2 separate regions of the Homo sapiens genome follow, and region 2 is linked to region 1. A link is an interaction called in ENCODE POLR2A ChIA-PET data of the cell type or tissue named here. Cell type or tissue: B cell. All regions are shown on one strand. Links, peaks and the distances in the headings refer to the core of each region. The heading gives the core; the rest is flanking DNA.

Region 1 (16,518 bases), core at 3,352-11,351:
CTCTTTGGGGGCTGTTTTCTGTGTACCACATCCCCCATTCAATTTCATACCCAGAAACTCACTTTCCCAGCCTCCTTTGCATGGGCTATGGTCAGCATGAGTGAGGCACTCACCTCACGGGACAAACTTAAGGGGGCGCCAAAAAATGCAGTAATCAAGATAAGTAACTTTTTTTTTTTTTTTGAGACAGAGTCTTGCTCTGTCACCCAAGGTGGAGTGCAGTGGCACCATCTCGGCTCACTGCAACCTCTGCCTCCTGGATTCAAGTGATTCTCATACCTCAGCCTGCTGAGGAGCTGGGATTACAGGCACATGCCATCACACACAGTTAATTTTTGTATTTTTGGTAGAGATGGGATTGCACCGTGTTGGCCAGGCTGGTCTCAAACTCCTGACCTCAGGTGATCTGCCTGCCTTTGCCTCCCAAAGTGCTGGGATTACAGGCCTAAGCCACTGTACCCAGCCTAAGATAAATAAAATTTTAATGCAATATTTCAAAAAATTCAAAAAATCTATGTTGGTTAACATTTTAAAACAAAGACAGCATTACAGATTTTCCCTTTTGACTTTGGCTTCAATGTGGCCAAGCATGGCGGTATCCTTTGCAACTAAACAAAGCATGTGACCCAGACTGAATAGATGAGGTGCACTTGTGGTAGGCTTTAACTTAGAGCAAGCAAAAGAAGCAGGGGCCTGGCACACAGCATTCATGCCAGCTTGTTTGGGATGCTCATGGCTGAGAGCAGAAGTGGAAAGCATGAGGCCTCAGAGACGTGAGCTGCTTGCCAGGGCCCTTGCTCTGGGACAATGTCAGTGGCTTGTGGGCAGTAGGTTGGTGAAACTCAGGTTTTGTTCCTCGTCACACTGCCTATAAACCCATTCTCTGATCAATCAGGAGATTCTGAGAGTTACTTGTTACCCTTTATGAAACCTCTTTTCTGCTTAAATAACCAATCTACTGTTTTTTGTAACTACCAGCCCTGAATAATGTAACTTATCAGTAAGGACCATCTGAGTTGGTTGGCACAGGCAAGACAAAGCCACAGGTGCAGATCAATGTTAAAGGGCATCACGCTGGGTCCTTAATCAAGGAAATAAAGCACACATGCCTCATTTAAAAACTCACCCTTGTTGGGCATGGTGGCTCACGTCTGTAATCCCAACACTTTGGGAGGCCGAGGTGGGTGTATCATTTTAGGTCAGGAGTTCGAGACCAGCCTGGCCAACACGGTGAAACCCCGTCTCTACTAAAAATACAAAAAATTAGCAGGGGTGGTGGCACACACCTGTAATCCTAGCTACTTGGGAGGCTGAGGCAGGAGAATCGCTTGAGCCTGGGAGGCGGAGGTTGCAGTGAGCCAAGATCATGCCATTGCACTCCAGCCTGAGCGACAGAGCGAGACTTTGTCTCAAAAAAACTCAAAACAAGAACAACAATAAAAACCTCATCCTGTTCTCTGGAATCTAGAAAGAAAATCTTTACTTCTCAGTTCCTCACCTGGATACTTCACCAGTTCTAAATTAGTAGCTTATTTAGGGCTTTGTTAGTAATAAGAAGATAATGACTTTATCTTTGCACATTGACTAACAAATCAATTCCTGTTGGAATCATAGGTGCTGGAAGATGTTTCTGATGATATGAGCCTTGGTGCTCTCTCTCTCTCTCTGAGTATTCTGAGAGGGGCAAAATTGTTTGTGATTCCATATTTCAGGATTTCCAGGCCTTATATTCTGGCTCTTAATTTAGCTGATTTTTCTGTGGAGGGTCAAAGATGGCATTGCGACAGTTTGCTCCAAAATTCTCACGAGGTATCTGGCTTGTATAACTCCTTTCTTTAAGATATTTCTTGTACAGATCCTTTCTTGGAGAGATTTCTTGTCTTTTTATCCAAGCCTATTTAATTAAATTGACTATGTATTAGAATCAATTACGCATTTGAAAAATAATTTTCCCCCAATCCCTCAATAACTCTGATTATTATTATTGAATCACAAATCTGTGTCTAGCAGAAAATAGCAGATACAAATAAGCAAATGTTGAGATTAATAATGAAGGGAGCTTAAGTGAAGTAGGCTGTCAGCTTAGTTAGGACAGCATCCTGTGACATTTTGGCAACCTCGAGATCTGTGAAAATTAGCTAAAAATGGCTGTTGGGCTCCAGGTGTTAGCAGACTCATTTTTACTGAACTGAAATCATAGATTTTTACATGTAAAACCAGGGGTCCTATAGAAGTTCTTCTGTGCTAATTTTTTCCTACCCTTTATTTCTTTCTAACTCCTTCAACTGTGTTACCAAAGTTTAAAGTGGTTTATGGAAGGTTGACAAGTAGGATGATATAATCAATGACAGTGGCCAAATCAACGCCCTTCCACACTGATGTGAGAAATACTCTTTTATTCCTTTCAAGTGAAACTAACACGTTTATATATTGGGTATTGACAAAATGCCCAATACTGTCATAGGTATTACCAGAGATAAAAGTAAAAGCTCCGAGGCTTGCCTTCTAGATACGTAAAATATAATTGGAGAGTGCAAATTTGTATTTAAGAAAAAAATACAGAGTAAGATATGACAGTGTGAAATTAGGTGAAAATTGTGGGGTGCTGACTACCATATGTAATTTAGGAATTCAGACAAAAGACAGATGAATGCTGGCCAGAGGGAACCATCTAGGACAGTTTTCTTTCCCTTCCTTCCTTCCTTCCTTCCTTCCTTCCTTCCTTCTTTCCTTCCTTCCCTCCTTCCTCCCTCTCTCCCTCCCTCCCTCCTTTCTTTCTTTCTTTCTTTCTTTCTTTCTTTCTTTCTTTCTTTCTGTCTTCCCTCCCTCTTTCCTTTCTTTCTTTCCTTCCTTCCTTCCTTCTTTTCTTTCTTTTCTTTCTTTCTTTCTTTTCTTTTTCTCCTTTCTTTCTTTCTTTCTTTCTTTTTTTTTTTGACAACGTCTCATTCTGTCACCCAGGCTGGAGTGCAATGGCACAAACTTGGCTTATTGTGCCTTAACCTCCTGGGCTCAAGAGATCCTCCTGCCTCAGCCTCTTATGTAGCTGGGACCACAGGCATGCACCACCATGCCTGACTACTTTTTTAATTTTTTTGTAGGATGGGGTCTCACTTTGTTGCCCAGGCTGGTCTTGAACTCCTGGGCTTACATGATCTGGAGAGAGCTTTCTTGAGGGTGGTTGCCTGTGTAGCCTTCTTCCCCACCAGGTAAACCTTAGAATTTAGAATATGAATTAAAGAATATAAATTCAAGTCATATTTAATTGAGAATATGAATTAAAGAATAAATACGCTAAGAAGTAGCAGGTTCTCAGCTTAGATTAAGTCAGGAAAAGAAAAAGAAAAAACACTTCAGATATTTCCAGCAAAGAGGTATTTAATATGGAGAATTAGATTACAATTTACATTAGATTTAGGTTAGATTTAGATTTACAATAGAATTAAATTACAATTGTTAGACGGGTTGGAGGAGTGGAAAGGAGAGTGTGGTTTTCAGAGGTCAGGAGCTACAGAAACCTGCTTCCAACTGCTTAGATACCACTAAGGCTTCAAAAGGAAAGATGTGTACTCTCCTTCTTCCTTCTAACCTTCCACAAGAGCCTCCTGTTGGCAGATCCTTGGCTGGAACCAAGCCGGCATGGGCGTCTGTGAAATGTGGTCTCCATACTTCTAGCCCCTGTGAAGAATCAATAGGCAATATCTAGCTCAGGACTGGTAGGACGCACGTGATGTTTTAGAAGGATTTTTCTGCTAGTGACCAAAGTCCTATTTCCCTAAGAATGCTTTTTCTTTTCTCTTCTAACCCATTCTGTATCCCATTGCCACTGCTTTTGGGTTTGTTTTTGTCTTGTTGATTTGTATCATATTAACACTTTATGCTTGCTTTACATATGTTGGTTTTATTTCCCTAACTGGATTTTTTTTTTTCCTAACTAGATTTTTAAAGATTGGGAGCAGGCTGGATGCAGTAGCTCACCCCTGTAATGCCAGTACTTTGGGAGTCCGAGGAGGGAGGATTGCTTGAGCCCAGGAGTTTGAGACCAGCCTGGGCAACAAAGTGGGACCTCGTCTCTATTTTTATTTTTTTAATTAAAAAATTTAGAAGCCGAACTTCACATACTAGCAAATAATAATCTGTGTGCACAAAGAACAAGACACTGTTCAGGATGCTGAAGGCAGAGCAATGACCAAAACAATCTTAATCTTACTACAGCTTCCATTCCAGCAAGGAAAACTGAGAATAAACAGCAAATGCATATGTAATATCACATGGAGAAAGATGCTCTGGAGAAAAAAAGAAAGTATTATAAAGTGATAGTCAAGGACAGTGGTGGGTGTGGCAGGGGGCTACTTCATAAATAATGGTCAGGAAAGAATGCTCTGATAAGAGGAGGGTAGGATATGAGAGAGAGGGAACCATGTGTGTTTCTGGGGAGAGGTTTCCAAGCAGACAAATGAGGAAATATGGAGTGAGGTGGGAGGTCGCACAGCACATTTGAGAAACGGCCAGAAGTCCAATGAGGATGGAAAGGAGAGAGCAAGGGGAAGTGGTAAAAAAATAAGATGACAGAAGGGGAAAGACCATATGCTGCTTATATCTTATTTCTTCTGTATCCTTCCTAGAGTTGGCCTTCTTTCGGGAAAGTAGCCATGTTTCACTCCAATCTTCAAACCCAACACCCACCATCTCAAGCATTATCATTTTCCCTTCTGTATTTTATTTTGTGTCTTCTCTCCAATGTGGCTCTGTAGCTACATTTATTTTTTCTTTTATTAAATTGCAAAGACCGCTTGCTGGAATGATGTATAGATTGGTTATTCCTGTAGGCAGGTTGCCCTAGCAACGGGAAAATCTTACCCATTTCAGCAAATTTTATCAATAAAGCAGTCTAACCAGAGACTAATGTTCACATAATTAAATGTCTGCTGTACTTTTCCTCTGTTCCTTAACCATGGTAATTTTCAGATTGTTAATTAGCCGAGTGCCAATTGATTGAATGGCTCCACAGGAGTGGAAACTAAGAAAGCATAATAATAGAATGATCCTAAGCATCACAGGTGACAGCCCCAAATCACCCTCTTGCTTTGGTTTCCAAGTTAACCACAGCAAATCTTTATCCTTTCCAGGAAGAGGCATACAGTTTCCACGCTGAACACCTGGAATCCATTTAGACTGGCCAGTGTCCACTACCTAAAAAGCCTTGAGTGCTAAGGAAGCAGTGTTTGGAAGGAGAACAGAGTGTATCCAGTCATGCCAACTGCAGTCTAAGAATGATCAGTGAAGTGGCTCCCTGAAGGGGCAAAGTGAAATAAATGCATGCCAGCCGGGCACGGTGGCTCACACCTGTAATCCCAGCACTTTGGGAGGCCGAGGTGGAAGGATCACTTTCGCCCAGGAGTTTGAGGCCGGCCTAGGCAATATAGTGAGACTCCATCTCTACCAAAAAACAAAACAAAACAAAACAAAACAAAACAAACAAACAAAAACCCCCAAAATTAGCTGGTTGTGGTGGTGCATGACTGTAGTCCCTGCTACTCAGGAGGCTGAGGCAGGAGGATGGCATGAGCCTGGAAGGTTGACGCTGCAGTGAGCCGAGATTGAGCCACTGCACTCCAGCCTGGGTGACAGAGTGAGACTCTGTCACACGCAAACACAAAATACATGCCATTCCTTTCAGGTTAAAACTTAAGGTGACCTCAGGTTCAAATGATAATAGTGGTTACACTGAATATGTGGTCACATATTTGTTAGAAAACATAAACTTTTAAGTATAACCCCCTCTATAAGATCATATATCCAATTCATTCATAACAGAGTTGCTCAATATGTCCACTTTCTTGCATTCATAAAATGCAATATGTACATTTTTCTGATCTTGTCTGCATTTGTGATTTTAAAAAAATCCTTCAGAAAAGATGATATCATGATCTTCTATGGCTATAAATGGCATGAATATAGAATCATCTTCATTTTCTTTTGGGGGAAGTTTTCTTTGAAACACAACCCAAGTCTTTCTAGGTTCTGTGTCATGCATAGATATCTAATTTGGCATGAAGGATTCTGTGAAATGATTGTTTTGGCTTGCCACTCAATAATAATGTAACCTCCTTATTCCGAGGGATGTAGTTCACTACAATGGGAAGGGGTATATATAGGTATTGGAGAGAGACTCCTATCTCTTCACTTTTTTTTTTTTTTTTTTGGTACCCAATTTCTTTATGTGAAGGAATGGTACAAATCAAAGAACTTAAGTGGATGTTTTGGTACAACTTATAGAAAAGGTAAAGGAAACCCCAACATGCATGCACTGCCTTGGTGACCAGGGAAGTCACCCCACGGCTATGGGGAAATTAGCCTGAGGCTTAGCTTTCATTATCACTGTCTCCCAGGGTGTGCTGGTCAAAGAGATATTCCGCCAAGCTAGATTCGGGTGCTCCCATCTTGCACAAGTTGGTCATGTGGTCACCCAATTCTTTGATGGCTTTGACCTGCTCATTCAGGTAATGTGTCTCAATGAAGTCACACAAATGGGGGTCATTTTTGTCAGTGGCCAGTTTGTGCAGTTCCAGTAGTGACTGATTCACATTTTTTTCCAAATGTAATGCACACTCCATCGCATTCAGCCCGCTCTCCCAGTCATCACAGTCCGGTTTCTTGATATCCTGAAGGAAGATTCGGCCACCTCCTTGGTTCTGCAGCTTCATCAGTTTCTCAGCATGTTCCCTCTCCTCATGAGATTGGTGAAGAAAGTATTTGGCAAAGTTCTTCAAAGCCACATCATCGCGGTCAAAGTAGTAAGACATGGACAGGTAAACGCAGGAGGCGTAGAGCTCCAGGTTGATCTGGCGGTTGATGGCGGCCTTTAGTCCTGGTGGTAGTCCTGGCGCACCTGTGAGGTGGACGCGGTCGTCATGGCGGCGACTAAGGAGAGGCGGCTGCGTTCGCGGTGGTGACTGCGCAGTGCTGGAGCGGCGGCGGGGGCCTTGGGGCAGTCCGAGGGCGCGGTGAGGAGGTGACGGAGGGCTGGCTATGGGCAGCCGGCCGGTGTGGGGGACGAGCGCCAGGTTCTGTCCAAGCACTGTTGAAGCAGGAAACCCCGACGACTCTCGTGGAAGAACGTCCATCTCTCTACTTTTAAGCTAAGTTGAAGCAGTCTGTTATCCTCACTGATACTCACTTCCATCACCACTATTTTCCCCACTGTGAAATGACTAAAATACCATCCACCACTCCTGCTCTGAGAATTAAAAGATAACCTACACAGAGCCTGGCACATAGGAAGCATTCAGTGAACTTTTTTTCCTTTTCCTTCTCTTGTCCTTAAAAATATACAACATGAAATTAAATAGGATGTAGTCACACTATTGAAATAAATTTTCTTGTAGCAAATCTTATATGTCTTATTTATTTATTTATTTATTATTTATTTTGAGATGGAGTTTTGCTCTTGTTGCCCAGGCTGGAGTGCAATGGCACAATCTTGGCTCACTGCAACCTCCACCTCTTGGATTCAAGCGATTCTCCTGCCTCAGCCTCCCGAATGGCTGGGATTACAGGCACGCTCCATGACGCCCGGCTAATTTTTGTATTTTTAGTAGAGATGGGGTTTCACCATATTGGTTAGGCTGGTCAGGAACTTTTGATCTCAGGTGATCTACCTGCCTCGGCCTCCCGAAGTGCTGGGATTACAGGCGTGAGCCACCGCGCCTGGCCATCTGTTTTATTTTTATAAAAAGAAACATAAAGGTAAGTGAAATGTAAGTGTAATAAATAAATGTAAGTGAAAAGAGTGACTAAAAACACAAATGCCAAAAGCAATTCCATAGAAAGACTTTAATTTTCTATCACTTTATCCATAAAGGTACCAAATATATATTTCAAAAGATTACTCTCCTTTTGATAAAATAACTGCAAACCATTGTTTCATGTAAAAATATTAACACATTTCTTGGTATCATCCAATAACTATTCAGTGTCATTATGTTTTACAATTTATTTTTATAATCAGATTCCAAATAAAAGATACATATATTTTGAAAAAATAAACTTAAGATGATCTCATACCATTGAAATAAATTATTTAGTTACTGGTAAAACAAGCTCATATGGTTTGGCTGTGTCCCCACTCAAATCTCACCTTGAATTGTAATAATCCCCACATGTCAAGGGCGAGGCCAGGTGGAGATAATTGAATCATGGGGGCAGGTTTTTCCTGTGCCGTTCTGGTGACAGTGAATAAGTCTCAAGAGAACTGATGGTTTTATGAAAGGGAGTTCCCCAACAAGCTCTCTTGCCCACTTCCATGTAAGACACATCTTTGCTTCCCCTTTGCCTTCCATCATGATTGTGAGGCCTCTCCAGCCATGTGGAACTGTGAGTCCATTAAACCTCTTTCCTTTATAAATTACCGAGTCTAGGTTATGTCTTTATTAGTAGAGTGAGAACAGACTAACACACAGGTATATAAAAGATTTTTTTGTTACAATAAGTTGTATCTCTTGTCTAAAATATTTATAAGCAAACCAAAAAAAAAAAAAAAAGCTTGCCTTAGTCAATGAGTCAATGTTCCCAGAGAAACAGTACACACACTGTATTAGTCCATTTTCATGCTGCTGTATAAGATCTCATGAGACTGACTCACTATCATGAGAACAGCACAGGAAAGACCTGCCCCCATGACTCAATCACCTCCCAATGGCTCCCTCACACAACACATGGGAATTCAAGATGAGATTTGAGTGGGGACATAGCCAAACCATATCACACATGCATACATATGCACACACATATACATATATACATGTGTACATACATTTATCTATTGATTGATTGACTGGAATTGGCTTACATGATTCTGGAGAGTGACAACTCCAAAATTGGTAGGGCAGACTGGTAGGAAATTTAGCTAAGAGAAACTTCTGTCTTTGCTTTTAAGGCCTCCAACTGATTGGATGAGGCCCATCACATCATGAAAGGTATTGTGTTTTACTAAAAGTCTACTGATTTCCATGTTAACCACATCCATAAATACCTTGACAGCAACATCTAGACTAGTGTTTAACCAAACAACTGGGCACCATAGCCTAGCCAAGTTGACAGGAAAATTAACTATCACAAAGCTCAAAACAAGAGATTTGATATTTTGATAGTTCTGGTTTTCTAATGGTAGTTTCTTTTTTAAAATGTAAAGGGACAAAAAAGAAGTGAAACCAGGATGTAAAAGAAGTATGGCCACCAGGATAAAAGTGATTCTGCTCATAATAGCAACTTCCTTGTCCTTCATCTTTTTCATTTCCTTAATGATAGCTCTTTTATATGATAAAGCTTTAAGGAAGTTGGGTAGAATATTCATAAGGTGGCTTCATAATTATTTTATATAATACTGTCAAGATAAAAGAGTAATCATGGCTGGGCGTGGTGACTCATGCCTGTAATCCCAGGACTTTGGGAGGCCAAGGTGGGTGGATCACTTGAGGCCAGGAGTGCGAGGCCAGCCTGGCCAACATGGTGAAACCCCATCTCTACTAAAAATACAAAAATTAGCTGGATGTGGTGGCTCACACCTGTAATCCCAGTTACTCGGGAGGCAGAGGCAGGAGACTCGCTTGAGCCTGGGAGGTGGAGGTTGCAGTAAGCCAAGATGTTGCCACTACACGCCAGCCTGGTTGGCAGCAAGACTCTGTCTCAAAAAAAAAAAAAAAAAAAGGATTTAAAAAGAAAAAGAAAAAAAAGTAATCACCTTGACAACAGAAAACTATTACATATCCTGGGCAAAATTAAAATTTGTATAATTTGAGACCTTGTTCCCTAAGATAACATTGTTTCTTTAATGTGATATGGTTTTCATTTATTTTATTTTAGGTTCAGGTGTACATATTCAGGTTTGTTACATAGGTAAATTCATGTTGCAGAGGTTTAATGTACAGATTATTTTGCCACCTAGGTAATAAGCATAGTACCCAATAGGGAGTTTTTCGATCCTCACCCTCCCCCAACCCTCCACCATCAAGTAGACTCTGGTGTTTGTGTTCCCCTTTTTGTGTCCATATGTATTCAATGTTTAGCTCCCACTTATAAGTGATAACATGCAATATTTAGCTTTCTGTTCCTGCGTTAGTTTGCTTAGGAGAATGGCCTCCACCTCTATCCATGTTGCTGCAAAGGACATGATCTCATCCCTTTTCATGGCTGTATAGTATTCCATGGCGTGTGTGTACCACGTTTTAAAAATCCAGTCTACCATTGAGCATTGAGGCTGATTCTTTGTCTTTGCTATTATGAGTAGTGCTGCAATGAACATATGTGTATGTGTGTCTTTGTGGTAGAATGGTTTCTATTCCTCTGGGTGTACACCCAATAATGGGATTGCTGGGTGGAATGGTAGTTCTGTTTTAAGTTCTTTAAGAAATCGCCAGAGTGCTTTCCACAATGGCTGAACTAATTTACATTCCCACCAGCAGTGTATAAGCATTCCCTTTTCTTCACAACCTGGGCAGCATCTGTAATTTTTTTACTTTTTAATAATGGTATGGTTTTCTTAAGACAAATGATTTTTGTTTTGATAGCACAAGTGTACAGAGGACTAAAATCAATGAATTAATTGGTGTTGGGTTTTGGCCTTGCAGAGATGTCTCTCTTCAGCTTGTGTGGTTGTAGCATATGTATGTTTATGCAATTTTCCATGACTGTCAGTTTATCTCATTAGATGATCTTCTCTTGCACAAAAGGAGCTATGCCTTCAATATCTTTGCAACATCGTCCCAATCTGATTTAGACTTTGCTGATATTGGAACTACATTCTGTATTCATAAGGACTGCCACACTGTGATAGTCAACTTTGATGTCGAGTTTATATGTCGCTTTTGCTAGGCTATTGTATTAAGTTATTTAATCAAACATTAATCTAGAGGTTGCTGTGAGAGTATTTTGTAGATGTGGTTAATATCTGCAATCAACTGACTTTAAGTGAAAGAGATTAGCCTTGATAATACAGGTAGGCCTCAACCAATCCATTGAAGGCCTGAGAGCAAAAACTGAGGCTTCCTCGGGGGAAGAAGAAACTTTGCCCCAAGACTATAAAGTAGAAATCTTGGTAGGGTTTCTATCCTGTCCCCCGCCCTAAGTATTTCAGTCCTGCCAACTCCCACAGTCACACAAGACAATTCCTTGAAGTAATTCTCTGAAAAATGTGTACATATACATTTATATGTATATGTATTTATATTCACACACACACACACACATCCTCTTAATTTTTTTCTCTAAAGAACCCTGAATGATACTAACACTAATACTGCTTTTGTTTGACTCATCTGTTTGCATTATTGAACTTGAAATATGTCTGTTAAAAATCAGCTATCTTTATGAAATTGCTTAGTCCGACGGACATAAGAAATCATCTAGGCCATGCTACTGTGGACGTATTTGTATTTCAAACAGTCTGGGAATGGTTGGTGGTTTGGAAAACGTTTTGCATGTTACATTAAATGTAAGGTTTATTGAATGCAACGGTACCATCTTATAACACTAATTCATTTGGCTGTGGGATTCAACTTTGAAAGTATTCATTGGCAAATATTCCTAGGATTGAGCTTCTAGTAATATAATTAGATGAATGAAAGTACCTAAAGTCATGACCAACTTCAAATTATATATATAGTTTTATATATATGGTAGATATATCTGTATATATATCTGTGTATATCTCTCTCTATATATCTTTATCTCTCTATCTGCAAATGAAAGCATACATGAACACAGGGGTGTGGGAATTGAGAGCATTTAATCATGACTGATGGGTGAAGTTCAAAGCATGTGGTAAAGATATCTGCACAAAATTTCAGTACCTTAAACAAGGATGCCAGAAACTCTGCTTGGTTTAAAAACAAACACTAGCTTGAGGATGTGGTTTAGTTTTCTGATAAGGATACAAAAACGGAGAATAGCATGGATGTTTAGGGTATGGACCGATTCGTACACCTTCTCATAATTGCGGCCAACAGAAATCTGCTTGAGACGAGGCTGGATGTGGAGTTCATTGTTAGCATTTTTCCAGAAAGGCAGCCACAAATATGTAGGCTTTGGAAACTCAACCTGGAGCCACTTTGTGACAGAGAACAGAAAATTGGCAACAACTGTTTTTTGAAAGTGAATTTTCTGTGTGCGTGTTAAAACATGTGGTTTTACAAATGATCACGAGTATCACCAAACCCACAGTTTTATTACTCACATAAAGTTTTCTTCTGCTTTCTTGAGTTAACCAATGGAATTGGAGGAGCCTGACATATGAGTATTTACAAAAAGTTGGGAAAGCGATGTCAGGAAGTACAGGATTAGAGGGGATGATTTCTGGGTAACTTGCATCGAGCAAAGCGTAACCGCTCCTTTCTGCTGACGCTGCTTTTTTGAAGGTCATAATCTCTCTCCTCATTGTCAAGTCCAGTGATTTTGAATCTCCCCTTGTTCTCCAGGGCTTCTGCTGGAGCTGCTCCTCCAGCATGCTGCTTTCTGACATCACTTTTCTCTGGCCAGTTGTTCTTCTGGTCTGCGGATTTCTCCTCTTTCTCCCAGGCTAGGTTGCTCGAACTTTCTTTTTTACAGAATGAAATTTAAGAGCCCCTAAGAATAAAATCATTTGGGGGAAGGATTATTTCATCACTGGGAAAACAAGTTTTCTAGTCTCAACTTTTCCTACCCTCTGCTACCCTTCTTCCTTACCCTTTGTAAAGAAAAGAATTTTTCAATCACAACAAAGCATGCTAGGAATCCTTCAAAATTAACCAGAGAAAGATATTTCTTGGGTTGTGACTACTTCACTAAGAAAAGTCTAAAAGACCCCTGGTGTTTCCTGAGATAGATGGGTACCCCAGCTCCAAGGAGCTGGCTTCAGCATGGAACCAGGGACATGGGTCCCGGAGGCCCCAGCTGGCAGCACGTGTTGGGAGAAACAGGGCAGGAGAAACTGGGCCTCACAAGGGTAGAACAGAAGGGAGGAAAGAGAGAGAATGAGATGGACACGGGTACACTTCCCGCAGGCCAGGAGAGCCCCAATGTGCAGGGACAAAAGGTGCCCTTGGGAAAAGTATAGACGTGTTTTCACAGTTCCTTCTTATGTTGCATGTTTGTGAAGTATGCATGTCTGCCAGATTTTCTCCTAGAGAGGACCGTGCCTGCCTACTCTTCCTGCCATCGCAAGGCCGCTAGAGATCTCACCTGTGAGACCAGGCAGCACAAGGTCTGGACTGTGGGATGCACTTGAGATGCAGCAGTTGCTGTAATCTCTCTTCTGTCATTTCACCAAAGCATCACACCCACATCCCTAACTACCTTCTGAAGCAGCATCCTTGTCTGGGGTAAATACTAGGGGTCCGTCATATCGTGCCAAGATTAAGGACACGGACACATGCAGGTGGGTTAGGGAGCAGAAAGTTTACTAGGCAGATGAAAGGAGAGAGGAGAGCAGCTCTTTCTCTTGTGAGAGAGGCGTCTGAAAGGGAAAAGCCAGCCTGCAGGGGACCACTGCAGATTTTATAGGTAGGCTTGAGGAGGCGGTGTCTGATTTACATAGGGCCCACAGATTGGTTTGACCAGGTGTGACATTTACACCCTAATCTTATTATGCAAATGGGCTTTCCCTTTGGCCAGAGCCATCTTGTCTGCTCCTTACTGTACATGTTGCTGGCAAAGAGAAGGGCCAATGGAACTGCCATTTTGATCATGCCTAGTCACAGGTAGCCTTTTCCTATTGGCACAGTTGCCGGCATTCACCTGTGCAAACTTCCAGCTTGCCTGTCTATGTCTGCAGCTTGATTTTACAGGCTGCCTTTGTTAGAAAAGAAAATGATTTAGGGGCTGCTTTTCATTAAAAGGAAAACCTTACCAAGGACCTCTGTACCCTCATTATCTGGCTAAGTACTTTCTTCTGAATTCCTATATCATTTCCAGAGGTATCACTTAGATCTCTCAGTGCCTGGACGAACCCAAACTGCCCAAACTGCATTCTTCCTTCTCTCAATATTTTGTCTTATGTTCCTCATTCTCAAAAATATCATTATCTTCCCGATCAAAGGCTTGAAAATTTAGAGTTTTCTTCGACTCTTCTTTGCATCTGATAACTCATATTTGGCCTACTTTAAATTCTGTGGCTTGTTGGCTTGTGATTCATAGTTTGTATCTGCGCTCTTTACAACTAACTTTGTGAATGTCCTTATTCAAGGCTTGTTCACCTTGTGTGACAGCCTTTCAATTGGCTTCTTCCTCTTCCCTCTCTATCCTAAGCTGAAGACGTTGTGTAGACATTTTTTTTTTTTTTAGAAGGAGTCTCGCTGTGTTGCCCAGACTGTAGTACAGTGGCACAATCTTGGCTCACTGCAACCTCCACCTCCTGGGTTCAAGCAATTTTCCTGCCTCAGCCTCCTGAGTAGCTGGGACTACAGGCAGGAGCCACCACGCCCGGCTAATTTTTGTATTTTTAGTAGAGACAGTGTTTTACCATGTTGGCCAAGCTGGTCTCGAACTCCTTGTCTCACACATCCGTGTGAAGACCACCAACAGGCTTTGTGTGAGCAACAAGGCTGTTTATTTCACCTAGGTGCAGGCAGGCTGAGTCTGAAAAAGGAGTCCACAAAGGGTGATGGGATTATCATGAGTTCCTATAGGTTTTGGGATGGGCGGTGGAGTTAGGAGCAATGTTTTGCAGGCAAGGGGTGGATCTCACAAAGTACGTTCTCAAGGGTGGGGAGAATTACAAAGAAGCTTCTTAAAGGTGGGGGAGATCACAAAGTACATTGATCAGTTACGGTGGGGCAGAAACAAATTACAATGGTGGAATGTTATCAGTTAAGGCTATTTTCTTTTTCTTTTTTTTAATTTTCAGTTCTTTTATGGATCTTCAGTTGCTTCAGGCCATCTGGATGTATACGTGCAGGTCGCGGGGATATGATGGCTTCGCTTGGGCTCAGAGGCCTGACACTCCTGACCTCAAGTGATCCACCTGCCTTGGCTTCCCAAAGTGTTGTGATCACAGGCGTGAGCCACCGCTGCCTGGCCTAGACTTTTTTTTTTTTTTTTAAATGATTCCCCTTAGTCTGCCATTACTATTAAAATATTCTTGGTTTAAATCCATCTGTCTGGTTTCCAGAGCCCTTTGGTCTATCTTCATGTCTCCTGCATAACCTTTTCATTCTCGTTAGAATGGTCCTATGGGTACGTAGGCTACAAAGTTATCTCTGATCACTACACTGACCTGGAAACAAGGTGTCATGTTTACTTACAGATACCAAAGAAAGTGTTTCACAAAGCATTAGTGAGCAAGGTGAATTTTACCAAAGATTTCCAAGGAGATGTAGGAAAGGGTGTCAATTACACAGTCACTAATTTCATTAAAATCCTGTAAGATTAAAAATCAATATGTAATTTCTTGTCTCTGTGTTAAACAATACTGGGATCAGGCATACTTTCCTGTCTGTGTGTTAAACAACATGGGGAACAACCCCAAAAACCCAAACAAAAGTGTCAGCTACTCGCTTTGGGGCCGACAGCTTGCTCTTCAGGGCTCTCTTCAAACGTCTCACCCCACTCCCCTTCAATCCACTCCTGTTATGTCAGAAACTCTGCCCAGGCCCAACCATTTCCCCACCTTACAATCACCCAGACCCCCAAACTCTGTAAGTATGTTTTCCCATTTTGAGACACAGCTAAGCCCTGTCAAGCGTTGTTCGCATTTATTACAGGAAGTCTAGTACATCTAGCTGTGCTTTCTGATGGTTTTTGGAGAGATCAATGAGATATTTTTGCTCCCTCAAAGTCCTTCATTTTTCAGGCTTTCCTGCCCCATGATTCATGTAGCTCCTAACTACCCCTCTCCCTACCAACTACCCCATTTGTGGGCAGGGCAATTTAGATCTGTTCCCACTCACAAACCCATCAGCCCTGGAGAGCCAATCACCAAGTAGACTCACCCAAAGCATTCGCCCAACTGGGTGGGTCTCCATGTAGGGAGATTAATATGATTGTCTCCACCCAGCATAACCCAGCTGGGTGTGGTGGCTCATTCTGTAATCCCATCACTTTGGGAGACTAAGGCAGGAGGATCGCTTGAGGCTAGGAGTTTGAGTCCAGCCTGGGTAAGATAGAGAGACCCCTGTCTTTACTAAAAACTTTTTTTAAAAAGCTTAGCTGTGTGTGGTGGTGCATGCCTGTAATCCAAGCCACTCAGGAGGCTAAGGCAGGAGGATCCTTTGACCCCAGGAGGTTGAGGCTACAGTGAGCTATGATGGTGCCACTATATTCCAGCTTGGGTGACAAAGCTAGACTCTGTATCTAAAAAAATTTTTTTTTTTTTTGAGACAGAGTCTTACTCTGTAGCCCAGGCTGGAGTGCAATAGCGTGATCTGGACTCACTGCAACCTCCGCCTCCAGGAGTCAAGCAATTCTCCTGCCTGAGCCTCCGTAGTAGCTGGTATTACAGGCATGAGCCACCATGCCTGGCTAATTTTTGTATTTTTAGAGTTTTAGTAG
Region 2 (16,518 bases), core at 3,455-11,454, 79 kb before region 1:
TGTGTACAGAGGGGATCCTATTATAGTTTGTAAGAATTGTGGTTTTTTAGTGAAATTCTTAGCTATTAAAATAGCGTGTACAGAGGGGATCTGGACCCAGTGTGTCCTGTGGATTCTGTGTACAAAATAAACACAGCAGATGATCTGAAGGGATAAGGAATATCTTCTGTGTTCCCTGACAGGCTTCCTGGAGAAAAAGGAACAAGCAATTGGAAAACTCGGTAGAGGAGATTGTCTCTATTACAGAGTGTCTTCATTATAACATCAGATTTCAAATTATTTCTCACCTTTACTCTCCCAAAGAAATTTTCATATTAAATTTAAGCTCTCAATAGTAAGAAGGAGTTTACTGGTTTTTCTTTTTGGGGGGTTTGCTATTATAGCAATGCATAGGACCACATATTTTTCCTATAAATAGAAATTTCTGTAAAATAAGAAATACTTGTTAGCTCTAAGACTCAACAGAATTGTTTTAATTTGCTTTGGAGGAAGAATTAAAACCTATTTTTTAGGCCTATGTTCATTCTTTATTTTTATTTATTGATTTTTTAACCAGATCCTCTGAAGACACTAAAGTGTAGTTGTCTCTGAGGACAAAAACAAACGAACAAACAACAACAAAAAAACTTCACCTTACCTTGCTGACCTAGCTATGAAGTTGCTCTTTTATGGCCTTCCTAGGCATGAAGAAGTTAGAGAAACTTGTCTTTAAAAGTTTCATGAACGTTCATAAATGTACACGTTTATTTATTAGGGAACATGATTTGCTGCCAATAAACGAAAGAAAGATTTGTGTCAGGACTGAGTGTGTAGTCTAAGCTAACATCAGTTGTAGGAAGTGAGACTCAGAAGGTGATGGGTATGTATTCCACGGATGCAAACACTTTTTGAGTTTCCTGGCAGGTGTAGGCAAAAAAGGACCAGGCTGGTGTGATGAATAATCACTTCCAACCCTCCCTCTGACCTTTTCAGGCCTCCCTCTGATTTGCCTGCTTTCCAGCCCAGGTTGCTCTGATCAACTCACAGTGCTCGAATGGCACACTCTCTTCTCTCTTCACCGAAAAGCAGAACTTTATCACATTTCTTCCAGAATAGCTGTTTCTAGCCAGGTGGGATTAATTGGATGGAGGCTTGGTTTTATAAGGTGGAAGGGAATAAAACTAGTCACAAGATAGTTGTGGGGGATTTTAAAGATGTAAGTTAGTATCTCTATTAAGCTATTTGACATATGATAAACAAACAGTATTCTTCTGCAGGAAGTAGCAAAACAAAATGACATTTGACAATGTTAGCTTCTCTCATTAACATGGTGTGTTTAGCTTATTAGCCAAGATAAGCTGTAGACCAGGTTTTTACCCTTTACACGTGAAATTTGAGGCATTAAATGAGTAAAAGAATTGGGATTCCTTTTCCATCTTGGTGATCAAAACACTTTTCTCTTGTTTCCTTGGACCAAGTGATGAAGAGGTGGTGAGGGGACAGCAAAAAATGCAATTACATTTCTTCTCTTTATTTTTATTTTTTGAGACAAGAGTTTTGCTCTTGTTGCCCAGGGTGGAGTGCAATTGTGCGATCTCGGCTCACCGCAACCTCCACTTCCCAGGTTCAAGCGATTCTCCTGCCTCAGCCTCCTGAGTAGCTGGGATTACAGGCATGCACCACCACATCTGGCTAATTTTGTATTTTTAGTAGAGACGGGGTTTCTCCATGTTGGTCAGGCTGGTCTTCAACTCTTGACCTCAGATGATCTGCCCGCCTCGGCCTCCCAAAGTGCTAGGATTACAGGTGTGAGCCACCACACACAGCCCCCTCTTCTCTTTCTCTGATCACTCCAATACTCGTTCTAATTGGGAGGAATGGATTTAACTAATCTTTGGTTTTTATCTCTGTGTAGAAACTGATTTCTTGGCAGAATGGACTGTTAATATATTTAAAAAGACTGAAAACCTCTTAGAATCTTAAGTAGTAAAATATTCAGAGCGAAGAAGTAGAGATTTTACCTTTACAATATGGTGACAACAGATAACTGTAAAAACTTCTTTTTCAAATAGAACCAGCAGGAGCATGCATGGAACACATATACCAAACATCTTTCTGATAACATTAAACATTTTTAAAAGATGTTAAATGTTCTTTTCATTGTGGTGCTTCAGATTCCTGATTCTAGAACTTGTGTGTGTGGAACCTGTGTGCTAACTATTCTGTTGGAATTTACCAGCAAAGAATTATCTAAGAATTTTCAAACTAAATGATGGGGGAAGGAACTAACATTTTTGCAGTCCCTGGAAATGTAAAATGTTGTACTCACATGGCCTCACATTAAATTCCCATTAAATTGACATTTAAAAAAATTTTTTTATTTTAAAGGAAACGGAAGGACGATGAGATTAAATAACTTGCCCAAGGATTCTGGGTGGGTGTGCTGTGGAGGTGGGATTTTTATACTCTGCCATGACCCAATGTGCAAAGTCTCCTTGAAATTCAATTCTTGTCCAATATTTACCAGATTAAACTCAGTGAAATTCCTCTCTCTACTACTGTTTATGGTTATTTTCTATGCCAATATTAATCGGTAAGCCTGTCATTTTCGCCCTTGTGGCATCGAGTTTTCTTTGAAGGACAGCTTTTTTGTTTGCTTTTTGTTTTTTGTTTTGCTTTGTTTTGTTTTGAGGCAGGGTCTCACTCTGCCCAGGCCATAGTGCAGTGGCTGATCTCGGCTCACTGCAACCTCTGCCTCCCAGGCTCAAGCCTCCCCAGTAGCTGGGATGATAGGTGTGCACCACCACGCCTGGCTAATTTTTGTAATTTTTGTAGAGACGGGGTTTTGCCATGTTGGCCAGGTTGATCTTGAACTCCTGACCTCAAGTGATCCACCCACCTCGGCCTCCCAAAGTGCTGGGATTACAGGTGTGAGCCACCACACCCGGTCTTTAAAGGACAGCTCCAGAATTAGCTTTTTTCTGAGATGTCATAACAGAGGTCAGTTTTAGTGTTTGGTTAATACATAAACACATAGAACTGAGGTCAGTGCCTTCAGCATTGGTCTGAATTTTGTTGCTGTGCTACAAAATTCTAGTGAATTTCCTAGTTGTGGAGAAATGCAAAGTCAGTCTCGGCCTTTTCAGTAGAGCTTTGGTTTAGTGACTTTTTTAGTTGAAGTGACTTTTCAGCATGGATTGTCTATTGCTGTATTTTTTTAACTGCTTTATTTTAATCTTAGAAGTTCCAACTTCTAACTTTCTATACCAAATGATGTCTTTCAAAATTAGAAGTAACAGAAATGAATGAAATCGGCTGGGCATGGTGGCTCACGCCTGTAATCCCAGCATTTCGGGAGGCCGAAGTGGGCAGATCACCTGAGGTCAGGAGTTCAAGACCAGCCTGGCCAACATGGTGAAACCTCATCTGTGCTAAAAATACTAAAATTAGCTGGGCATGGTGGCAGGCTCCTGTAATCTCAGCTACTCGGGAGGCTGGGCAGGAGAATTGCTTGAACCTGGGAGGCGGAGGTTGCAGTGAGCCGAGATTGTGCTGCTGCTGCACTCCAGCCTAGGTGACAGACTGAGACTGCATTTCAAGAAAAAAAAAAAAAAAAAGAAAGAAAAGAAAAAGAATGAAATCATTAAACTGTATGCTCATTGCTTTCTCTTGGTAAAAAGCTTCTCTGGCAAATAGGAAGATGAAATGTTGAGAGGCAGAGGATACTCAAAATACTGAATTTCTTCCTTATTCCCTCAACACCTGAGTTCTGAACTACCCCAGGTGGCACCATCCTTGTAACCCAGGCGCATAACATTCCTGGGCTGAGAGCTTTGCCCCATTGCCGGCTTCTCAGTGGAGTTCCTTCTATCCCCTCTGTGGTGCCTTCCTGCCTTACTGAATTTTGCTGGACTTGGCCTTTGCTCATAGTACAGCTCCACGAACTCAGCTAGTAGGATTTCCTTATGGGTAAAAGGAGAATGTGAATGGCATACTACCCCATGGTGCTGTTGAGATTACATATTTTATGTAATATATTTATGAGTAGGATTGTGCTTGATACCTAGGAAACAGTTAATAGATGTTGTAGGCAAGGTCTTCACGCATATGGTCTTGGGAAATAATGAGACAATCCTGCTTTTCGAGGGTTCAGGTGGGTCCTATGAGCGTCCCTCTGATACCTCAATATAACCAGTAGAGGTAAATTAGCAAAATGCCAGGGGCGTTTGTTAACTTTGTTTGAAAAACAAACTGGATTGAGACATATTTTCTTACTTATAACTTGATTACGTGTGTTCATTTTCGACCCAGAAACAAATCGCAGCTGGGCATAAAACAAAGAATAGAATGTGGCCTTAACTATGTGTCAGAAAAGCCAGTTTTAGTAACTCAGATTTTAGGTTTGTAACCCAACATGACTTTAAACCTCTGGGGATTGCTGTATAGAATTTCATGCTGTGGGTGTCAGAAAGCAGCACCCCATGTTATACTTACTGGACCCCCTATGTTTGCACTTTATCTTAGTGTCTGTAATTTCTAAGTTGGTGTATGGGTTTCTATTACTGGATTGAGAGAAGATCCTAAAGGCAGACCTGTTAGGTTTCCTGTTTCTTATTTAGCTCAACCTAAGGGACCCAATGTATTTTGAAATATCAGAGCTGAAATTATATTTGGTATAGGCCATTCGTGCATACTGACTAGTTAAGAATTCAATGGAAGAGTTATAAACTATAATTTAAAATATTGATCCGGTTTATTTCTTTATATTTTCATGTACTGCTCTGTGATTGCTTATAGGATGAAAGTATATTTAATTGTATTTTTTGCCATGTATGTTTGTTTCTACTTTTGAGGGAGAAATAATCAAAAATTAAATCCAATAGAGCCTGTCTGAAGCAGGTTATGACCAATTGCCACCCCCTTTTCTAAAAAAAAAGGACATGTAAGAGAATCTTAGGTAACATCATAAAGACCTTTCTTGAGAATATGAATAGTATTTTAGTCAAATTTCAGTTTATTGCTTTTCTCTTCCCCCAACTACTGAAGTCATTCCAGATTAGAAATTAGCATATAGAATGGTGAGAAAAATTTTGACTGAAGAATTCATTTTCTTCCACCAAAAACTCGACTTTTAATAAGATAAATATAGGTTATTTCACTGTCATGAATCTTGATTCCAAGGAAGTAATAAACAGCAAATCCTTCTTTTCTAAATAAGGGATGTATATATTTGCAAAGCTGGCAAAGGAGTGTGTACAGTTCTGCCAGTGGACCTGACCTGGGCAAAACCAGGTGGTTCCCCCCTGCTCTTTCTAACCTCCCTTGGGGTCCAGGGCAAGGCTGATGCTCTCTCCTGGGCTTTTCTCATTTATGGGACTAACGAGGATAGTATAATGTGATTTCTGCCACGCTTCATCCAGGAAAAGCAACCATTTTCTTTGCAAAAGCAACATTTCAGTGGATTTTCACTGATGTGTGGTGACAGAAAAATGGACTTGAAGGAAAAAAAATGCACCAAGAGTCTGTTTAGCTCTGGCCATGGTTCTGGATGAAATTTATTATTTATAAATTTATAATTTATTATTTATCTGGTTTAATGCTTGGTTTTCAGAGGAGAGAATTTCAAGATTCAAATACAAATGGAGTTTCTTGTGCCAGAATGAAAGCGGCAGCCTTAAGACAGTTGTTAATGACCATTGAACGTGCATGTATAGTTTGAATTCTAACCAGGAAATTGATAATGAACAACAATTTTATGTTACTATAGAACTACTTTTTTTAAGCTGAAAATACCTTGAAATGAATTTATGTCAGACACAGCCAGCAAGAGACACTGGCTTTTTCATAACTGCCCCTGCTTGGTAAGAAGATAGACTGAATCCTGTTTACCTTACGTGTTTGAAGATGTGTTTGCTGATATAACACACACACATATGTAGCAGAGAGAGTTTGTAGTTTGAGATTATTTTCTAGAAATCTGTGATTTGTGCTTTATTACAGCTGTGCAGTTTCTCCAGAAAGCATTTTAAAATTGCAACGCCTTTCTCTAGCTCTAACCTGGGTCTAAGATGGCTGCCCCTGCCATGCTGCACATGCCTGTTCCACGCTTGGTGTTTGCATCAGACATGGGATTGCAGATGAAAAACAGATAGCGCTCCTCCTCTCCAGGGTTGACAAACTTTGCCTCTAATCACTGATTCTTTGATCTCAGCTTATTATTCCCTCAACTGGCTATGATTAGAAGCTCCACAACTGAGCTCCTTAATTTCTTTTCGTGACACATTGTTTTAAAAACTCATTTAAAATTATTGCAGAACTCACTTAATTGAGCTCCTTAATGTTTTTGATTCTTTTTAAAATTTTTAACTTTTAATTGTGTAATAACAGTGTAATATAATAATTTAACTGATTACTTGGGCGTGGTGGGTACACCTGTGGGCCCAGCTGTGTGGGAGGCTGAGGCGGGAGGATCCCCTGAGCCCAGGAGGTGGAGGCTGCAGTGAGAAGAGATCTCACCACGGCATTCCAGCCTGGGTAACATAGCGAGACCCTGTCTCAAAAATAAATACATGAATAAATTGAATTTAACTGTGCCTAACTATAGTTTACCATGCCACCCCTTTGGGGTGTGCAGTGCAGCAGGCCCAGAACCCCTTGCTTTGCAAAATGCAGCTTTTTGTGGTCCCCACACTTGCCTAGTAACCGCCGTTTTGTTTTGTTTTGTGTTTGCTTCCAGAACTCCAAGATGGGAGGCAAGCTCAGCAAGAAGAAGAAGGGCTACAATGTGAACGACGAGAAAGCCAAGGAGAAAGACAAGAAGGCCGAGGGCGCGGCGACGGAAGAGGAGGGGACCCCGAAGGAGAGTGAGCCCCAGGCGGCCGCAGAGCCCGCCGAGGCCAAGGAGGGCAAGGAGAAGCCCGACCAGGACGCCGAGGGCAAGGCCGAGGAGAAGGAGGGCGAGAAGGACGCGGCGGCTGCCAAGGAGGAGGCCCCGAAGGCGGAGCCCGAGAAGACGGAGGGCGCGGCAGAGGCCAAGGCTGAGCCCCCGAAGGCGCCCGAGCAGGAGCAGGCGGCCCCCGGCCCCGCTGCGGGCGGCGAGGCCCCCAAAGCTGCTGAGGCCGCCGCGGCCCCGGCCGAGAGCGCGGCCCCTGCCGCCGGGGAGGAGCCCAGCAAGGAGGAAGGGGAACCCAAAAAGACTGAGGCGCCCGCAGCTCCTGCCGCCCAGGAGACCAAAAGTGACGGGGCCCCAGCTTCAGACTCAAAACCCGGCAGCTCGGAGGCTGCCCCCTCTTCCAAGGAGACCCCCGCAGCCACGGAAGCGCCTAGTTCCACACCCAAGGCCCAGGGCCCCGCAGCCTCTGCAGAAGAGCCCAAGCCGGTGGAGGCCCCGGCAGCTAATTCCGACCAAACCGTAACCGTGAAAGAGTGACAAGGACAGCCTATAGGAAAAACAATACCACTTAAAACAATCTCCTCTCTCTCTCTCTCTCTCTCTCTCTATCTCTCTCTCTATCTCCTCTCTCTCTCTCCTCTCCTATCTCTCCTCTCTCTCTCTCCTATACTAACTTGTTTCAAATTGGAAGTAATGATATGTATTGCCCAAGGAAAAATACAGGATGTTGTCCCATCAAGGGAGGGAGGGGGTGGGAGAATCCAAATAGTATTTTTGTGGGGAAATATCTAATATACCTTCAGTCAACTTTACCAAGAAGTCCTGGATTTCCAAGATCCGCGTCTGAAAGTGCAGTACATCGTTTGTACCTGAAACTGCCGCCACATGCACTCCTCCACCGCTGAGAGTTGAATAGCTTTTCTTCTGCAATGGGAGTTGGGAGTGATGCGTTTGATTCTGCCCACAGGGCCTGTGCCAAGGCAATCAGATCTTTATGAGAGCAGTATTTTCTGTGTTTTCTTTTTAATTTACAGCCTTTCTTATTTTGATATTTTTTTAATGTTGTGGATGAATGCCAGCTTTCAGACAGAGCCCACTTAGCTTGTCCACATGGATCTCAATGCCAATCCTCCATTCTTCCTCTCCAGATATTTTTGGGAGTGACAAACATTCTCTCATCCTACTTAGCCTACCTAGATTTCTCATGACGAGTTAATGCATGTCCGTGGTTGGGTGCACCTGTAGTTCTGTTTATTGGTCAGTGGAAATGAAAAAAAAAAAAAAAAAAAGTCTGCGTTCATTGCAGTTCCAGTTTCTCTTCCATTCTGTGTCACAGACACCAACACACCACTCATTGGAAAATGGAAAAAAAAAACAAAAAAAAAACAAAAAAATGTACAATGGATGCATTGAAATTATATGTAATTGTATAAATGGTGCAACAGTAATAAAGTTAAACAATTAAAAAGAAGTAATAAAGACTATTGGGTTTTTTGTTCTGTTTGTTTTACTTTTCTAGTCCCCTTCAATAACTACTTTATCAGAGAACAGAGCACTGTATTGGCCATTTTTCTGAATATATTTGGATAGAAGTAAAAAAATAGACCAGGGACGGTGGATCACGCCTGTAATCCCAGCACTTTTGGAGGCCGAGGCAGGTGGATGGCTTGAGCCCAAGAGTTGAGGACCAGCCTGAGTAAGATAGTGAGACCCCACCTCTATTTAAAAAAAAAAAAATGCCAACATTATTTGTTGAAAAAAATAGCTAGGGCAATGTCAGTAAACTATCTCAGAAGAAGTTAAACTGAAAACTTACTGCATCTATGCATATGCACCCTCTGAAAATGTAACTAATTAAGAAGAAGAAAGATTTTGAATAAAACACGTTAAAAGACAATAAATAGATTTGATCTTGAAGGCTGGGGAAAAAATGAATGACAGGATCTTATAGAAACCTGTGTTTGTAAATTGTGGCACCACTAATGGTTATTCTGTTCTATCCCATCCCCTATTTTTATTTTTATCATATTCATGGTAGAGCCAGGAAAGGCCACCTGAGAATTGTGCTATGAGACAGCAGTGATGCGGAAGCAAGCATGGAGCCGGCCTTTATGGTGACCGGATTTCGGTCCTGATTTTGCCACTAGTGACTTGGATGGGTTTTAAGTCACTTCCAACCTTCCCAGACCTTCCTTGCTTTACTTACAAAAGGGTGTAGCCTTTATGATCTCTGAGGCAAGGTCCCATTTAATGGTTTGGGTACATACCCGGTGACAATTTAATGTCACGATGCATAGGTATGCACAGACTGATGGGATGTCTCTTCCATGTCTTGATTCTCCAAAACTCACAGAGTAATGAATAACAATTTCATAGTTTAGAAAACTCCGACATAGGAAATGTCCTGTGGAATGTGTGAAGGCCAGTGTAATGGAATTGATTCTCAAAGGGACATTAATGACACAATGGATTCAGACGAACCTGGTTCCATTCTTACGGGTTACATTACACATGGTTAAATAAAAAAGGGAAAAAAATCTTTGAGTATTTTGGGAGTAGCCTATAGTCTGTCTCTTACCTCATTGGGAAAGAAAAAGTGGTGAAAGTGAGGATTATGTAAGTATTATACCCGTTGGGTTCAACTGGTATTTATGATCATTTTTTGGCACTTTGGGTTCTTGTTTCTATAGTGAGATAAATTTGAATTCTTAATGCTTGAAAGCACAGCATACAAGAAATCTGTAAACACAGTAACCACCAGGCAACTGTTTTACATAAGGAAAAAGAAGGGGAATGTCCAGGTAATTACCCGCGTGTCCTCGCATATACAAAATAGCTTGGGGGCCGGTGATGGTGATGGAGTGGTAAAAGATTCAGTGAACCATGGAGGACATTTATATAGTTACTGATTAAATGCCATGCATTTATTGCAGAAAAATATGCTTGGTGGAAGTAATATTTTATATATTCACTGTCTTCCCCACTTCCCCTTCTTCTAATAAAAAAAATGCTAAGCTTTTTGGTAATTAGAACAATCAAATCAGCCTCCCAGATTAGCATTTATTACTACAAATTGCCATTTTTTGAATAAATGAAACTGAGACATTTTTCTGAATTTATTTGGAGTTGCAGAGTAGGAGAATTAAAATCTGAGCTATATATATTTATTTTTCTTTTTTATAACTCCATTAGGTGTTGAAGCAACTAAAAAGTGTTAGAAATATAGTCACCAAAATGTTTAAATCAGAATTTTAACCTAGCCATGGTTCATGACATTGAATTTTACCATACTGAAGAAAAAAACTTGAGCTGTAGTTTGAAGTTGTATATGCAGCAGAAAATGTAGTACGTGTGGGAGTAATTGGCTCAGCCAGGAAGGGAACAATGTTGGGCCATGTTAATTTGGATTAACCTAGATTGTTCTTGCCTCATGAATGATTTAAAATGAAGAGAAGGGACTGCACAGCCTGTGCTGAACAGGCAAGTCAGAACCATCGGGGAACTTACCGCATATTTGCTTCACTAACTTAGGCATGTCCCTCTCCTCTATGAAGAATGAAGTGTTCCAGGGTCTAACGTTCATTTACTGGGTGCCTTTGTGCGTACTGCAAGGAGGAAACTATGAGGAATCCAGAGGAACTTGTACAGGGATGCCAGGCTTGTCCCTCCACTTTGAAGATTCTTTTCCGTAGCTGATGCCGCCTCTGCATGATGGGAATGGACTCTGGTCCCCAAGAGCTGGCATGTGCCATGCATCCCAGGATGGCCCTTCCTGGTCTCAACCCTGAGAGAAGGCCATCTTCAGTCTGTTCCTGGCAATATGGAGGCAGAGGTGGTACTGGCACTCCCGGAATGTCATTCCCCAGTCTTGGAGAATCTTCTTTCTCTCTGGAATCAAGACGTAGGTCTAGTGGACAGTAAGGACTTGGTTGTCAACTACTTGCGCTGACAAGACCTAGACATACTTTAGCTGGGTAACTTCTTTACCTAAGTTGGGTAAATCATTAGGTACCAGCATAGCCAAGAGTACTTACTGCATTGCTAACAGGAAGTTTGTTTTCGTAAAGCATCCTGGGACTTTAATTTTCCTTGAATGAAACATCATGGTATAACAAAACACAGTATCTTCACTGAAACAGGCACATACTAGTTAGTGTCCATGATCAGAGCTAACTATAGGACACCGATCTTAAGTGTTCTTTCATAGATAGGAGGCATATACATATCCAGCAAATTTCAGTCAGGTTTCATCTATGAAAAAAACTCATTTATGAAATTTCCTATTTTGGTGTTTTCCGGTTTCTTGTCTCAAGATTGATGGGATTAATCTCCATCCTTTTGATTTCTATTCTGCTATTTGGGAAGGTAACTGGAGTTATTTTGAGCTTTGTTTTAGCTAATTTGCATAATAATGAAAACTGGATGCTCAGGAGGTAATCTTAAAAATGTACCAAATGGCAGTACCACTAGTAGTTGTGAGATTAATCAGGTGAGCTTTTACATTTATCCTCATAAAAGGAGGCACAATTTGCTTGATTTGTAACTGACACTGATTTGGTTTACTAAGTAGTTAATATTTTAAATATTTAGCTCAGAGAGTGCTATTTGGCCAGAGTGTCATGTATTTTCTCAATGCTATCTCCTCACAGAAAAATTAAAAGGGCAATGTAGGGAGTTTTTCATGAAGCTATATTTCTTTGATTTTTTTATAAATGCTATCTCTTACCATGATTCTATATGCTTTCTACTGTTTCTTTTTGTTTGTTTGTTTTTAAATTTTTTTTTAGAGAGTCTCACTGTCACTCAGGCTAGAGTGAAGTGGTGCAATCATAGTTCACTGCAGCCTCAAACTCCTGGACTCAAGCGATCCTCTTGCTTTAGCATTCTGAGTGGCTAGGACTGCAAGCAAGCACCACCAGGCCCAGCTAATTTTTTTCTTTTTTTTTTTTTGTAGAAACTGGGGTCTCACTATGTTGTCCAGACTGGTCTCCAACTCCTGGGCTCAAGTGATCCTTCCCAAAGTGTTGTAATTACAGGCCTGAGCCACCATGCCCAGCCTCAATCTTTTTAAGGACAAAATTTATTAGTAGTATATAAAATCTCAAAGTCCAGGGAATCATGGATTTGGTACATTTCTCCAAGTTTCCTCAGTCTTCATTTTATTAAAAGCATTATTCATTCTGAAGCTATATGCTTCCATTCACATACATATTTAAGGAAATTCCTGAGGGAAATAACTTTGAAAAAGAACTACAATCATAAAAAAAAAAAAAATAGTGCAACTGTACACACTGAAATAAATAAACCAAGTAAAAATCTCATACCTATCTCCTTATCTCTTTTTATTATTTTTTAAATTTTTATTTATTTATTTAAGACGGAGTCTTAAACTCTTTCACCCAGGTTGGAGTGCAGTGGCAAAATCTGGGCACACTGCAACCTCCTCCCAGGCTCAAGTGATCCTCCAGTTACTCAGCCTCCTGAGTAACTGGGACTGCAGGTGCATGCCAACACTCCCGTTTAATTTTGTGTATAATATTTTTGGTAGAGACAGGTTTTTGCCATGTTGCTCAGGCTGGTCTGAAAGTTTTAAGCTCAGGTGCTCTGCCCACCTTGGCCTCCCAAAGTGTTGGGATTACAGGCATGAGTCACCATGCCTGGCCCTATCTTTTTATCTCATGTGCACTTGATTTCCATTTTTTCCTAAGGTCCATATGTCACATTTATTTTTCATTTTGTTGTCTTTGAAGGTAATTTTATATTTTCCCTGAGTTTCCCTCTGGGTCCGGGAAAATTTGTCATTAATACCATTCATTTATAATTTAATGGCTTTGTATAATGTACCCATTCCTTTTATTGCAACTCCTTGAGGTCAATGTGTTAAAATGTTAAATGGAAAAATGATGGGTTAATAACTACTTATTTAGAATCATCTAGAGAACACATGAACTTGCTTTGTTTTGTTTTGTTTTCATTTTTATTGCTTATATAGTCCAGGATTTAAGAGACTAAAATGGTCTCAATAAAAATGTTGTCTTGGGGAATTCTCATCTTAAATATAATTTTTACATATATTTCATGAATTCTGAATCAGAGTTTCAGATAATAAAAACAAAACATTGGTAGTCTTCAGGCTTCCCCGAATATCTGGGTATAGAAACTTATACCAAAGCTTAAAAATAAATATATTTTGGCCCAGACGCGGTGGCTCATGACTGTATCCCACGATTTTGGGAGGCCAAGGTGGGCAGATCACTTGAGGCCAGGAGTTCGAGACCAGCCTGGCCAATATGGCGAAACCCTGTCTCTACTAAAAATACAAAAATTACCTGGCCATGGTGGTGCACACATGTAATTCCAGCTACTGTGGAGGCTGAGGCAGGAGAATCACTTGAGATTCTTGGGGTGGAGGCTGCAGTGAGCTGAGATCGTGCCACTGCACTCCAGCCTGGGCAACGGGATGAGACTGTCTAAAAATAAAAATATACATATATACACACATACACACACACACACACACACATACACACATACACATATATAAATCATTTAGAGAGCACTTTATATATATGTATAGTTTGTAAAACTTACATATATATTTTGATAAAAAAAGAATGATCTTACAGACTGAGTTCCAAACACTAGAGGCTTATTATTGGTGATCTCACTGTCTTTTGGCTTTTTAAGCTATGAATTTATTAAAGTAGAAAATATGTTTGAATAGGCAACAAAGATTCTTGCCTTGTAATTGAATGAATTAATCTTTAATGTTGATTTGTTGTATTTAAAAGCCACACACCTGAAAGTCAGGCACATCACATAATTACTCAAAGAAAAACAGGCCCCTGTTTTACCTTGAGGAAGATTGGTTGACTTGTCACATGCTTTTGTTAACAAAAAAAGTGGGGAAAAAAAAATCCCCCCAGCCCTTCCTCTAAAAAGAAAGCAATCCTCTTAATGCAGGAGAAAGACTGCATTTCAGTACCTCAGAAACAAACCAGTTTTGAGTTTTGTCGTGAAAAGAGATGACACATGTAATTACAAGAGCCTTTTACACAGGTTGGGAGATTTGATTTGACAGTCGAACCCCATTAAAAGAAATGACTCTAAGGTCCTAAAGCAGCAGTGAACAATTTCCGTCCCACTCTGCCTCAGCACAGACATCTAAGAATAGACAAACTCTCAGCCGGAACCACCCACTGCGGGGCACCCAAGTCTGCCTAGTATGCAAATTCCCCAGAGGGTAGAGTTTTTCTTTTCTTTCTGTTTCTTTCTTTCTTTCTTTCAATTTTAAGAGCTGAAAATAATAGTTACCTTCTCTTTCAGGAGCTGAAATTGCCTTGACATTCAGAGCAAAACCTACCTTTACAAAATAAAACACACACACACACACACACTATAGTAGAAATGACAAAATCAAAATCAATTAAATAGAAGACAAGCCTAATTAGAATGAATCAGAAAGAGTTGCTTACATTTGGGCTGCTAATTAGAACTTCATAATAACTTTTTTGTCTTTTGTTTATTTCCTCCCTTCCTTATTCTCTTTCCTCTACATTTTGTCTTTCCCATCAAGTTCCCTACTTCCTCTTTTTTTGTTGTTGTTCAAGTACGTAACTTCCATTGTGATAGTTTCACTCTTTACCTACTTCCTTCCTTCCTTCTTTCCTTCCTTCCTTCCTTCTTTCCTTCCTTCCTCTCTCCCTCCCTCCCTTCCTTCCTTCCTTCCTTCCTTCCTTCCTTCCTTCCTTCCTTCCTTCCTTCCTTCCACTGACTGCACTCTGAGGCAAACACTTACATTGGGCCAGAGCTTGCTGGTTTTTCGGACTGCATAACCCTCATTCTTCATTTGTTCGGGAAGAACAAATATAATTTACTTGGAACTTTACTCATCTTACTCCTCCACTTCCCCCTGCCCCTCATTTATCTATAAGAATAATAAAGATTAAGAGAGACCATGTTCAGGAGTCAAGGTAATTTGAAATAGTCCTTGATGTACAGTGCTTATTAAAAGAGAATCTTGAAGATTCTACAACTAGAGCTCTGTTTCAGAAAACAAGGCATCAGTTCCTAAATGTCATACAAATTGACTACATAAGAATTTTCTTGGATGTCTAAATAAAGAGATCCCAGCCCCTAAGCTGTGATCCTGATTCAGTAGTTTTTTTTTTTTTTTGAGAGAGAGAGTCTTGCTCTGTTGCCCAGGCTGGAGTGCAGTGGTGCAATCTTGGCTCACTACAGCCTCCACCTCCTGGGTTCAAGCAATTCTCTGCTCAGCCTCCCAAGTAGCTGGGACTACAGGCGTGTGCCACCACATCTGGCTAATTTTTGTATTTTTAGTAGAGATGAGGTTTCACCATGTTGGTCAGGCTGGTCTCGAACTCCTGGCCTCAGGTGATCCACCTGCCTCGTCCTCCCAAAGTGCTGTTAGAGGCATGAGCCACTGTGCCTGGCCTGATTCAGTAGTTCTTAAGGAAGGTAGAGGGGCAGGGCAAGAGTTTCGTGAAGCTCCTCTTTGGGAATCTACTGGGATAGAGTGACTCACAAGATTTGAACAAAGAAGCTTGGACTAGAATGAGGGTTTGGTGGATCATTCTTTGATTTTAAGTTTACCTCATTAGAAAAAAAGATGGTAATAATAACAACAGAGTTGCTGTGAAGATTTTCAATAAGACCTGGAAGTGACTGCTTGTGATATACACTCAGTGAACCACAGCTATTCCAATGGAGGCTTCAGTTCAAAAAAAAAAAGCTGGGTTCATAAGCTCTGGCCTGTCTGTCTACTTCAATTGAGAAGGAATTTCTTAAGGTTTCCTTGGAAATAGAGTCACAACGACCACAGAATTGAGATCTGAATTGTCCTACAGAGAACAACCCCTCTTTGTAGGAGAAAAAGAAAACACAAATGTATGGCAATCTTTTTAGGGGAAAAGGGGGAGTCAAAATCCAAGATGGTTTTCCTGAGAATATTCAAATTAGATTATGGAGATAACAAGATGTGAACCAAGGAAAAAGAACGAATTGCCTTTATGCATGGGAGGTGAAGTAGCTGGAATCCCACCTTCATATCTTAGTTACCTCTGTAACCTGGGGACAGATTTCTTCTCAGAACCTCTGTTTACTCAAGAACTGGAGAGGCCGGGCTCAGTGGCTCACACCTGTAATCCCAGCACTATGAGAGGCTGAGGCGGGCGGATCACTTGAGGTCAGGAGTTCGAGACCAGCCTGGCCAACATGGTGAAACCCTGTCTTTACTAAAAATACAAAAATTAGCTGGACGCGGTGGCATAAGCCTGTAATCCCAGTTATTCGGGAGGCTGAGGCAGGAGAATCGCTGAACCTGGGAGACGGAGGTTGTAGTGAGCCGAGATCACGCCACTGCACTCCAGCCTGTGTGACAGAGTGAGACTCCGTCTCAAAAAAAAAAAAAAAAAAAAAAAAGAACTGGAGAATATATCTGCCTTGGGGGCTGTGGAGAGGATAGAAGGCTGTGTTTAGCGCACAGCCTAGTACACGAGCATTTGTTAAGTGGATGCAAGACCATGACGTTCATTTCCTTCTGAAACAAGTGAGCAATCATGAGTGAGGCAATCTCATCTTTTCCCTCACCATTTTTTATGAGCAATTTCTCTTAAAGGAAAATTCTG

What was found. ChIA-PET counts read pairs that join two places held together with the same protein. Peaks named below come from ENCODE experiments on the same cell type or tissue, not always from the same donor. Only the 100,000 strongest peaks of a DNase experiment are listed, where the experiment ranks them.
Region 2: POLR2A ChIA-PET joins it to region 1 with 10 read pairs; 2 of 35 experiments call an interaction of 5 or more read pairs at or near these places.

What each region holds. Positions count from the first base shown.
Region 1 is chr5:17,347,511-17,364,028 of GRCh38, forward strand. It overlaps the pseudogene FTH1P10. Among named protein-coding and RNA genes, the nearest start is that of LINC02111, 32 kb to the right of the region's middle. In B cell, for the core only: no CTCF peak of the experiment used is centred there; a DNase peak (open chromatin) is centred at 8,271.
Region 2 is chr5:17,268,493-17,285,010 of GRCh38, forward strand. It overlaps BASP1 (brain abundant membrane attached signal protein 1), which reads left to right. Exons shown (of 2, transcript NM_006317.5): 2 at 6,716-8,342. The coding sequence starts at 6,725. The coding sequence ends at 7,408. Among named protein-coding and RNA genes, the nearest start is that of BASP1, 59 kb to the left of the region's middle. RefSeq lists an enhancer at 7,142-7,642. In B cell, for the core only: no CTCF peak of the experiment used is centred there; DNase peaks (open chromatin) are centred at 8,129, 8,413 and 9,669; H3K4me3 peaks cover 1,926 bases; H3K27ac peaks cover 7,069 bases.